Linked DNA regions of Homo sapiens: regions 2 and 3 are each linked to region 1. Evidence: read pairs that join two places in POLR2A ChIA-PET (ENCODE). Cell type or tissue: GM12878. All regions are shown on one strand. Region 1 overlaps BCL2 (BCL2 apoptosis regulator). Region 2 overlaps BCL2 (BCL2 apoptosis regulator). Region 3 overlaps BCL2 (BCL2 apoptosis regulator).

Evidence for each region. Peaks named below come from ENCODE experiments on the same cell type or tissue, not always from the same donor. Only the 100,000 strongest peaks of a DNase experiment are listed, where the experiment ranks them.
Region 2: POLR2A ChIA-PET joins it to region 1 with 7 read pairs; 6 of 35 experiments call an interaction of 5 or more read pairs at or near these places.
Region 3: POLR2A ChIA-PET joins it to region 1 with 5 read pairs; 7 of 35 experiments call an interaction of 5 or more read pairs at or near these places.

The regions. Positions count from the first base shown.
Region 1 is chr18:63,250,969-63,254,968 of GRCh38, forward strand. All of the region lies in intron 2 of BCL2 (BCL2 apoptosis regulator), which reads right to left. Among named protein-coding and RNA genes, the nearest start is that of BCL2, 67 kb to the right of the region's middle. In GM12878, no CTCF peak of the experiment used is centred here; no DNase peak of the experiment used is centred here; H3K4me3 peaks cover 251 bases; H3K27ac peaks cover 1,179 bases.
Region 2 is chr18:63,149,497-63,153,496 of GRCh38, forward strand. All of the region lies in intron 2 of BCL2 (BCL2 apoptosis regulator), which reads right to left. Among named protein-coding and RNA genes, the nearest start is that of BCL2, 170 kb to the right of the region's middle. RefSeq lists an enhancer at 1,538-1,707. In GM12878, no CTCF peak of the experiment used is centred here; DNase peaks (open chromatin) are centred at 1,705 and 3,573; H3K4me3 peaks cover 1,666 bases; H3K27ac peaks cover 3,823 bases.
Region 3 is chr18:63,309,343-63,313,342 of GRCh38, forward strand. The region is part of intron 2 of BCL2 (BCL2 apoptosis regulator); the gene reads right to left. Among named protein-coding and RNA genes, the nearest start is that of BCL2, 8.4 kb to the right of the region's middle. RefSeq lists an enhancer at 2,236-2,445. In GM12878, no CTCF peak of the experiment used is centred here; a DNase peak (open chromatin) is centred at 2,389; H3K4me3 peaks cover 2,574 bases; H3K27ac peaks cover 3,707 bases.

The DNA of each region.
Region 1 (4,000 bases):
TGTAGGGGAGAGAGAAATGGCTTTCCTCCACCGCTCTGGGTTTCTTGGCTGGGTTATGAATTGACGTAAGACAAATTAACAGAAAGAAACCCCATATTTAATAATGTAGGTGCACATGGGAGTCCCACAAAATATGAGACTTGAAGAAGGGTCACACGGTTGAAACTCATTTAGCATCCTGAGCTATGGAACGGAATAGGGGCTTGGGGCTTCTGGGGGTGGTGGGGACACAAGCTGTGCGTTGATGAGGGGAGGCTCTGTATGGTGGGTCAAGTGTGTCTTATTATGCAGAGAAAGTCTCTCAGGTACTAGAAATTATATTGGAACAGTCCTTGGAAAAGGAGATGATAGTCTGGGGTGGCATGTCCTGAGCCCCTACAAAGTCAACCATGACTGTGTAACCTTAAGAAAAAGAGTGACTACCCAGCACTTTGGGAGGCCGAGGCAGGCGGATCACCAGGTCAGGAGATCGAGACCATCCCGGCTAACACGGTGAAACCCCGTCTCTACTAAAAAATACAAAAAAATTAGCCAGGCGTGGTGGCGGGCGCCTGTAGTCCCAGCTACTGAGGAGGCTGAGGCAGGAGAATGGCGTGAACCCGGGAGGCGGAGCTTGCAGTGAGCCGAGATCCCGCCACTGCACTCCAGCCTGGGTGACAGAGCAAGACTCTGTCTCAAAAAAAAAAAGAAAGAAAGAAAAGAAAAAGAGTGACTGACACTAAGGAAGGTTTTTTTTTCTTTTTTTTTTTGACGTAGTTTCTCTCTTGTTGCCCAGGCTGGAGTGCAATGGCGTGATCTCGTCTCACTACAAACTCCACCTTCCGGGTTCAAGCGATTCTCCTGCCTCAGCCTCCCAAGTAGCTGGGATTACAAGCACCTGCCACCACGCCCAGCTAATTTTTGTATTTTTAGTAGAGATGGGGTTTCACCATGTTGGTCAGGCTGGTCTCAAACTCCTAACCTCAGGTGATCTACCCATGTCGACCTCCCAAAGTGCTGGGATTACAGGCGTGAGCCACTGTGCCCAGCCCAAAGAAGGTATTTTATATCTGATTGTCAAGACATTTTTATTCAATCTTAAGTACTGAACTTTAGCATTAAAGTATGCAAAGAAGCCACAAGGATAGAATTATGTCTCTACCAATCTTTTAGTCCTCAAATATAAGTAATCCTAATATTCTTAATATCTTAAAAAAGACACCAATGAGATCTTCATTCACAAAGATTATTAGATATAGTGAAGTAAATATTTACAAGGAAACAAAACCTGTTAAAACTTTAACATTCGTGTCACATCTTACTGACAGAAAATTTGCTTTTGAAAGCCAATTTTGAGTTTTATTTCCTCACTTTCTTTGAGTTTTATTTCCTCACTTTCTGCATATGTCCTCATATCTTAGTGGGAGAGCTCTTACCAAAAAATAGTATTTTACTTCCTTCCATACCTATTGATACGGTTTGGCTGTGTCCCCACCCAAATCTCATCTTGAGTTGTAACTCCCACAATTCCCACATGCTGTGGGAGGAACCCGGTGGGAGGCAATTGAATTATGGTGGTAGGTCTTTCTGCACTGTTCTCATGATAATGAATGAGTCTCACAAGATGTGATGGTTTTAAAAATGGGAGTTCCCTGCACAAGCTCTCTTTGCCTGCCACCATCCATGTAAGATGTGACTTGATCCTCTCCTCTTGTCTGCCACGTGAGATGTGCCTTTCACCATCCACCGTGATTGTGAGGTCTCCCCAGCCACGTGGAACTGTATGTCCAATAAACCTCTTTCTTTTGTAAATTGTCCAGTCTAAGGTATATCTTTATCAACAGCGTGAAAACAGACTAATACACTTTGTAAATTTGATGGGGTCAGTTCTGCATTGGTTGTACATAGGAGCAACCCTGCACAGAGAAACAGATCAAGTCTGGAACTAGAATAGAGTAGGTAGCAAGCAGAAAGTAGAAGGAAGAGCAAGCAAAATAAATAGGTTCCTAACATCTGCTATTTCCCGATTTTTAAAAAGTGAATGCACAGACAACAGACACCAACTCTGTACACAAAAACACACTTTAATGTTAACTAGAATTATTCCTCAGATGCACACAGTTTGCGTTTGTTTATGCATGGTGTAGCTGCCACTTACGTAGTGTTTATTACATAGCTGGCACTGTTCTAAGCAGTTAACTCATAAACGCATTTAAAGCTCACAGCAGCCCTATGAGGAAAATGCTGTAATACGTGGCACTTAGCAGATGAGCAGAAGGAGCCCCAGAAAAGCCTGGGTAGGAAAGGACAGAGCAGAGGTTTGAATCCAGGCAGACCATCTCCAGTCCATACTGCTCACACCTGACACTACACTGATCGCCTACGAAGTCTGCTGTACTTACTCTGCTGACATGCTTGGAAAAGAAACACATTCTAAGTAGTTAATAATCAATCATTTCCCATATAAGAATATATTGCAACATTCAGAAAAGGGTTAAAATATTCTGTAATCCTACCACTATATCACATTGCTGGGGTAGCCCAATCACCGCAGAGACTTTATGAAAGAGGTTTCTGAGTCCTATTTCAAAACATCAGTGACTAGGGCAAAACCCCTCCCTAAACCTAAGCCGTTTACAGTATAAATTTGGGAAGGAAACTATTTGAGATGGCCGTTGGAGATTTCTACTAGAACAATTTGATTATTTCTTTTACAGTCTACATATGAATAGTTGAATCATTTAATTGCAGGAGTTAAAAGACTTGTCTGTGTTTAGAAAAATGAGATTTTTATTTGGGATTCCCCAGTATATTAGAAAGATGATTCTCAGTAAATTGTGGGCAAGAAGGAAATAATATACATATTTGTGGCTATGAGAGCTAACCAGAAAAAAAAAAAAGAAAGAAAGAAAGAAAGAAACTCTCTGGACTCGCACAGTTCCAAAAACTGCTGAATGTTGTCTTTTTTTTTTTTCCACCCTACTAAGCATTTCTCTCTTATCGAGGAGGATTCATTTCCCACCTGTTTCTTTTACGTTCTTGAAATACATATAAAGTTAGTGTTTATTTTCTACCCACTGAAATCTTGTTCAAGTTATTCTTTCTTTGGTCTCTACTTTCAGAAGTCACAACTTGTTTTGAAAACATTAGCATGAGAGAAGGCTTCTTTTTATGTACCACAAACTCTCAACTATTTAGAATGCTTGCTTCAGAGGTAAAGAGATGCCTGGTGGCTTTTCTGCTTTGTAACAATGGCCGTGTAAACAACATGACTGGACAAAACCAAAAATGTGCTTAGACAGAGTTCCTTCTTCCTGTCCAGGCAAGGTGGCTCACGTCTATAATCCCAACACTTTAGGAGGCTGAGGCGGGTGGATCACTTGAGGTCAGGAGTTCAAGACCAGCCTGGGCGGCATAGGGAAACCCTGTCTTTGCTAAAAAAAAAAAAAAAAAAAAAAAAAAGCTGGGTGTGGTGGTGCACTCCTGTGATCTCAGCTACTTGGGAGGCTGAGGTGGGAGGATCGCTTGAACCAGGGAGGCAGAGGTTGCAGGAGCTGAAATCATGTCACTGCACTCAAGCCTGGGCAACAGAGCAAGACCCTGCCTTAAAAAAAAAAAATGGAATTCCTTCTTCTTCTGATGAGTGCTTCTCATCATTGGGGTCACAATTATCAATACCAGTTTTTTATAGCCCAACGTTATTTGAAACATCCATATGTTTGTGTTATAAATTAATACACGTATTTAAAATATGGGTTATAGAAAAGATACCATATGCAGTGGTCCAGAATTTTGAGTTGTACTGTCCTTGTTCTTCACATGGGGTATTAGATTTCAACCAAAATGAAGATCATATCTTCAAGTAGATTGCCAGAAGGCACCATACTGGAAGCTCACGGGTAGTGCACTCTGTTCAATGAGGGCAGAAAGACAGTGACATATGAGGTCTTCCAAAGGTGACATGGAATGCAGGCAGAGATGAAATGTAGAGGAGAAAGAATGCAAAGCTGCAAAACATGGG
Region 2 (4,000 bases), 100 kb before region 1:
CTTGTTCTGTCTCTGTTTCTCTTCTAGCCCAGGGAGATGTCATTCTGTTACCCTCAACCCATGTGAGGGGAAGCTGGAACTATTCACGTATTTACAGGGAGAGTCCGAATAATCATGCAGTAACCCAGCCTTCCTTTCAAACTCTTTGCTTGATGTAATCGCCAATTTTCATTTCAGGCCTGAAAAATAACACTGTTATGACAGTGACCGGCAGATGATTAACAGTGAAGAAGAGAGGAGATGTCACTAATAATATTGATTTTTAACCCTTTCTCTAGTTTTTGTTTGGAACAAACACAGTGCTTAATTATATGGCTCTCTACAGAAAGGGTTCTCCTGACATGAGGCATTTATTTATTTATTTATTTATTTATTTATTTATTTATTTATTTATTTTGAGACAGCGTCTCCCTCTGTCAGTTACCCAGGCTGGAGTGCAGTGGTGCGATCTCGGCTCACTGCAGCCTCTGCCTCCCAGGTTCAAGCAATTCTCCTGCCTCAGTCTTCCCGAATGGCTGGGATTACAGGCACCCACCGCCATGCCTGGCTAATTTTTGTAGTTTTTTTGTAGAATTGGGGTTTCACCATGTTGGCCAGGCTGGCCTGAAACTCCTGACCTCAAGTGATCCTCCTGACTCAGCCTCCCATAGTGCTGGGATTACAGGCGTGAGCCACCGCGCCCAGCCTGACATGAGGCTTTTAGGTACAGAAAGAGAAGTTTCCTTTGTCCAGATGCAATTTTCCCCTATTTTGCTTGGGTCAGCCTGAAAACGAAAGAAAGAGAGTGACCTGGTGGCAAGATGGCTAAGGTTTCTCTCTTCTTCAGCAACACCCAGCTGAAGAGTGGACACCAGTGAATGCACTCTGCTCCTATCTTCAATACTGTGGGCCCAGGAGGGCTGAAAGAAAAGCAGAAAAATCACTTTCCTGCCCAACGGGCATTGTGATGGTTTTTTTTCTTTTATTGCTAACGTACGTCTTCTCTTGTTTTTCTTTCCCTCTGCGTCTGAGGTTGCCATTCCCCACTTTCTCTCCGCATTTTCTTGGCTCCCTCCAGTTTTCTCTGGAGTGACTTTTCCCTTTCTCTGTGAAACCATCACTTCTATGTATTTTCCGTGTCCCATGAACATGCCACAAGTTCTAGAATTAGACTCTGCTCAGCCTTCCCGTGAGCTGTTTTAGTCTGATATTCCAGCAGTCTCCAGGTAGGAAAAAAGAAGTCGATTTAAATATGAATTCCTATAAGGCTGAAGCTAAGCTAACACATTCTGGAGACCTTGTGGCAGAAAAATGTCCAGAAATATTGGACTATAACATAAGATTTGATGCTTAAGAATGAGTTATCAGGTTTGGGGGTGAGAAGGGGTATTAGGTCTCCAACCTCCACTGGGCTACTCCTGTCATATTTTTCCTAGCAAGACAGGCAACACTCCTCAAAGGTTACTAAGCTGCGCCTCCACCAAGAAGGAAAATGGGACTCCTTTCACCTTGAGCTCTCTTTGTACCTTCAGCAAATGACTTCTGAAGTCATCTTGATCTCCTCTTCTATAATGCAATCAGGGGCATTCCCTGCTTCTCTGTCATCTCTCTAATTACTGAAAGAAATTTTCCCCCTTCTTGTGTTTTTTTCTATAATTAGCCTCATAGATTGGTCAAATTCGTCTGTCCAGATTTCCCCCCAAAATTCCCTTCTCCACACTGACTGCGGTGACCCTAAGCTACTTTTTTGCCTATGGCCGGGCTACCTCCCCTAACACCAATCTACCCTGCAACTGACTAACATCTAACCCAGCAGAAATTACTGGGCATCTGTAACATGACTGGCATGATCAAAACCCTGGGGTGGATTCAAGAGAAAAATGCAACTACTCCTTTCCTTCTATGAGGTCAGGAGCAAGCAATACAAGCAAGAATGTCCTGGTGGCAGAAGGGGTGGCCATGACGGTTCAGAGAAGGGCGAGTTCACTCAGGCAAGGGGGGCGATAATAGATGGGGGGCGATAACAGATGAGGGGCTGGGGGCGAGGGGAGGGGACAGCATAGGCTACAGGGGGAGGATAAATGTGTGCATAGGGAATGCTAATGGCTTGGCCCGACTTTGTGGGTTTCAAAACAAAATCTCATGGAAAAGATAATTTAAATGAAAATCGGAGCTTATTAATTTTCTGTAGGCCCAGCCCAATTTCTCATAGTTCTCAGTCATGTTGGTACATGCTAGTTTCCGTGGCAGCCTAAGATAAAGCTCTTAATGCGATGTGAGTCCCTTAGAGATTAGCACTATTATAAATATAAATGCTCAAACACAAGCAAGTTGAAACCAAATGCCCCCCAAACACTGGCTTTCTGTTATATGAAGGTTTCCAGTGGTGCACTGAACCCTTGGATAAATGAGCTAGAAAACAGAGAGTTAAATGGGCTCATTGGCTAAATCTCATGGCCGGGCTCCTTCATGGGAGGGAAGAAGGAAACTTAGTAGCTGCTCCTTACCTATTTAATCTATAGCAGTTGGCAGGACAGTTTTGGAGGACAATCAGAGAAATGCCCTCAGAACTTCGAGTAGGGGATTGAGCAGGGCATCCAAGACCCTGATCAAAACAGAGGGTCTTTACTCAAAGCCAACCTGCAAAACACCTTCTTGTTCTCACTGCTTTGTATGACTTCCAAGAGACTCACTAACAACTAGTCATAAATAGACATCAAGGAGTTTGTTTATCTAACTAAGAGAAAACAATGTTTGAGTTCTTTAGAAACATGCATTTGACACCACACCAATGTGCTGCTCTGGGAGCAGAATCGGAGCCTGCTTCCTTGGGGCTGGTGTTTTGATGTGGTCATTATTTGCTCAGCAGAGCCTCTACTTGGCAACACCTCGTTTGCCCAATTCTAGGTATTTGAAATTTTAAAAACATATCTCTTTTAAGAAAATTCTAAAATGAAAGAGTTTTTTTAAAAATTAATTCGTAAATACCTTCCCCAAAGTTATTCTAAAATGCCTGAGACTTTAAAGAACCATATCTAAGTCAAGTCTGGTGAGGGCAAACAGACATGACAATGACCAAATCTATTCTTTAATTTTCTAACATTTGTGTACAAAGCCAAACAATCAACATACATACAGAGTGCTACTCCTAAATCTTCTTGCTACTAAAAAATAAAGGGCCAACCAAGTATTCCCAGGAGGCAAAACAATAGCTTATCATGTGCTTGTCCTCAGTGCCTACTAGAGCCTCCTTTTCTCCTGGAAGACATAATGACTTGGGCTGGGTGAAATTGTACACCACCTATGAGAGCAGGATGCTGGGTTGATCAGGTGATAATGCTTCACCATATCTTCAATTTTTGTATTTTCCACCTATTTGATAATGGGTCCTTCAGCGGAGACTACAAGACGTGAGTATACCCACATAACTTCAGCTCAGATTTCTGACGGCGTCCAACTTGCTTGCACGAATATCCACTGCCTGCCCACTCTCTCTCATCTGAGAAAACTATTTGACTCAGCTTTTGCCTCTGCCTCCCACTTTTCACCCTCTCCAGAATGCTCACAGCTCACCCATGCTAGTAGCATTGGAGAGGAAAGAGCACACACATTAGAGTCAGACAGATCTGTGCTTGAACCTCAACTCTGCAAATTACTAGATTCGTCAATGAGTTGAATGAGTTATCAGTTCTCCTCTCGTTCTCTGCAATGCTTAAATCTAACTCATGTTAGATGAGTTATTTAACCTCCCTGAGCCTAAATTTATGAATTCATAAAACAGAGAAAAATAAAAGGCTGTAGTTGTCGAGTGGTCAGGAGGATGAAATGACTTCTGTGAAGTGCCTGGCAGCAAAGGCACTAAAATTCAGTCATGACTCCCTCTCATTCCTCTCTCATTTTTGCATTGAACTGTCAGAGATGGCAATTTTCCTTTCCTAGGTACCTTCTTTATTTACAAGTAGCTTACAGAAAATGCATATATGAAAGGAGTTGTGTGAAACTTTTGAAGCCAGTTAAGCTC
Region 3 (4,000 bases), 58 kb after region 1:
GGCATTTCCACTTGGATATCCTACTGGAATGTCCAAAATGAAATTCATCACATGTACGCCACAAAGCAGTAACTGTTGTTATCTTTCCTTTCCCTCTGGAAGACAGTATCATTTTTTGAGGCAGCCAGGATGGCACTTGAGTCCTGATTCTTTCCCTCCCTCATTCCTCACATTCGACCTGCTGTCAGTCCTTTGATTCTACACGTGCAGTGTGCCCACATCTGTCCTGTCCTTTCTGTTCCAGGTGCTTCAGACCTCATACCTGGTCTCCCCCGTCCAGGCTCAGTCACTGTCAATCTTCCTCCCACGCACACATCCTGCCTTGTCTGAGAACCTTTGCAACATCCTTTCAACATCCCTGGTACAGTTAAACGCAGCCATCCTTCAGTAACCTCAGGGGATTGGCTCTAGGAACCCCCAGTGGATACCAAAATCTGAAGATGCTCAAGTCCCTGATATTAAATGAGTAGTACTTGCATATGCACATCCTCCTATATACTTTATTTTATTTATTTGTTTGTTTATTTATTTATTTTTTGAGACAGAGTCTCGCTCTGTCCCCTAGGCTGGAGTGCAGTGACACGATCTCGGCTCACTGCAACCTCCGCCTCCTGGGTTCAAGCAATTCTCCTGCCTCAGCCTCCCGAGTAGCTGGGATTACAGGCGCCCACCACCACACCTGGCTAATTTTTCTATTTTTAGTAGAGAAAGGGTTTCACCATGTTGGCCAGGCTGGACTTGAACTCCTGACTTCAAGTGATCCACCCACCTTGAGCTCCCACAGTGCTGGGATTACAGGCCTAAGCCACTGTGCCTGCCCTACCCCATATATTTTTGATCCAAAGTTGGTTGAATCCATGGATGTGGAACCCAAAGATAGGGAGGGCTGTCTATACAAGTTTCACAACTTAGTATGCAGTGGTAAGTTCTCAAAACTATGGATTTATCTCAGGAGAGTTCTCCATGCCCCAGTCAAATCAGACTCTCCACAATTCCCCAAACACACCTCCCGCATTCATGCCTGCTTTGACGCCTCCAGTTTCCACTACCTGAAAGACCCTCTCCCCGTATCGCCTGCCTGTTCTCTAAAACTTGTCTCAACATTATCTCCGGCATGAAACTCTTCAGATACCACTGTAGCTGGGTTGGGCCTCTCTGTCTACTACACATTGTCCAGGATTACAGTGATTTGTATCCTTGTCTTGGTCTCCTACTGATTGGTAAGTTCCTTGAAGGCAAAAGTTATCTTAGACATTTTTTCGCTTAACTAAAACACCTAGCATAGAGCTTTGCATGGTGTAGGGCCTCAATAAATGTTTTTTTCAATGAAACAAGTTAGTGTGCATGTTTTCCTAAATAACCAGATTCTAAAACCCCTCTCCATGACCATCACTACCCCGGTTCCTGGGAACCCAGGGTTAAGTTTTGTGGACAATTGCTCATTTCCCTCAATTAGGACTTCTTCAAATCATTTTCTTCTTATACTATCACTTTAATGTTTAGTAAGTGGCTTTGTCTCCCTGTTCTTATAATTTTGTTATAAAATACCTCAAAACCTCTCTGTGTGTCTTCAGTGTGTGTGTTTTTAAAGATGCTGGCAGGAATCCATAAAGGATATGGCTAGGAGATAGCCCTGAAATTTTACATCCAGAAATGCCAATGCTGCCATCCTTTATGGACTCGCTTTTTTTTTTTCAAGAAGATAAATCAATATTTAAAGCTGATGATATAATTTGTACTTAATTTTATTCCTATTTTAATTGTAAATCAGATATCAATATATCTGAGATATAGCATTGAACTAAGAAGACTAAGTTTATGTGTCTCATGTTCTTTTAGAAAATTCTAATGCAGCTGAGAGGAATATTTGGCTGCAATTCAATTTCAGAGTTAATATAGAGATATAGCATTCATCATGTTGTAAAGCAGAAAAAATATCATCCTGGTTATCTGCTAAGGAGAGCTGGAAAAAGTCAAGAAGAGACAGCCTGCAACACTGATCCTTTGTTTGGTGCTTCAAGTATTAAAATTGGTAAACTCACCATACTCTGTTGCAGCTTAACTGTCTTTTCGACAGTTAAAAATAAGGAAATATGGTAACTGGATCTGTCACAAGAAAAGATGTATTGGTCTCAATGGAGAAAACCTCCCCTGAAAAATTAAAGCTTCACTTGACACAGTGGGTTCTCGGGTTGTTTTTGGGAGACATGATAATGAGCAGAGTGGAGTCAGTCATCAGTTTCTGACTCATTACATGGAAGCCCCAGAGAGCTGATTATTAACTAAAAATGGAATACGCTTCTATCCCTGAAGTTGTGAAGGCAAAACAAGAAGCAGAATGGAAACACAAATTTCCCCATTGACGCATGTGGCCCAAACGCGATGCTCAAGGGCAGGTGTCTTCCACAGTTAACCTGCTCATGGAATGTGGTTGATCGCCCCAGAAAATCACCCAAGTCACTCTCAGTATATTGCTACAAATGGCCATACCAGTATGTCAGGGAGATTCCCTTTCTCACATGTTTAAAAGGGCGTTTGGGGAAGTAGTCCTTACCCTAAGCTATTTTAGTTTAGTTAGTCAAACATTTATTGAAGTCTCAGGTATAACCCCACTATAATCTTGCACTAGAGGAATCAAAGTAAGTACAAATTTTGCCAGCAGATACTATCTTTTCTCTGCACAGGTTAAAGTTTATAATCACTAGAGGAAAAGGATAGTGTCTGGTCACAGAATTTTGACCTGCCCAGCTGCCTGCAGCAAGTTTGGGGTGAGGGTTATCCTCTCACTTTGATTAGACTCCCCACTTCTGCTCCCTTTTGCTAGTATCTAAGCGCATTACGGTTTTCTTCAGGTAAATCCTACCCATCACTAATTGGAAGTTAACAAGGAGCTACACCTGAGAGGTCCCTCACCGGTGGAATGATAAGGCAGGTAGGGGATGGTCACAGGGGTGGTGGCACCTATGAGAAAGTCCCATGGCTTGGAAGAGAGAGGAATAATCATTCAATCCTTATTCACACTGAAGGACAGATGGGTGTATCTTTTGTCTGGCAAATGGAGGGCAGAGAAATAGTGCTATAGCATATACAGAATTGGGCATATATAAGAACAACAAGTGACAATCTATAAAAATATGTTTTTAAGTGAAAACAGCTTTGTTGGCATTTTGAAAGTTTTACAGTCTCCATTTAAACGAACAGACCACAAGCCCAAAAAAGTCCGAAGGCAAATGCCAGTGTTACAATGGACTGTGAATTTCTGTAACTAGCATCGTAGAAGTGTCTTGATAAATAGAACAGTAATATAACCTCAAACCAAAACAAAACAGAAGCTTTTTTTTCCCCTGCTCAAAGGAAGAGCCCCCGCTCTGGTTCAAAACCTACTTGTATTTTTTGGCATACAAGAGTTATTTAAGAAAGATAGTTCTTCAAATTACCCTGTTCCAGTCAGTCTAATCGGAGCCTTGATTGTCTTTTACTTAAAAAGAATTAATGAAATGCTTTAGAAATTGTAGACTGGTGTTTATTAAGTCTTCTTAGTATGCATAAATAGTGCTTAGTGGGTTAATATTTAACAAGGGAACTCCCCCTGCCTTTCAGTTCTCTTAAGCATATGTCTACGTTACACAGTATTTTTTAAAGTATCTACATTTTGGCCCTGTTTAAATTAGGCCTAATGCACACATGAACAGCCATATGGTCAGAAATAACGTTCTTAGACCAAGGCTGAAGTACATGCAAAATAACTTATAGTTATTTGCTTTTTTCCTCTAAGTCTCTGAGTCTAGGATCATGCTTATCAGGCTGTATGATAACTACGAGTTTATTAAGATGCCTGCAACACTAGCCTGTGAGTTTATCCAGGGCAGAAGCAAAGCTCTCCTTGCCGTGCCTCCAACCTAACCCAAGGCAGGACTCATGTAAGACTGGCAATCACATCTGTGGAATAACTGTCAGTCCTTGGATGATTTTCATCATTAATCCTGCTTAGACATCAAAC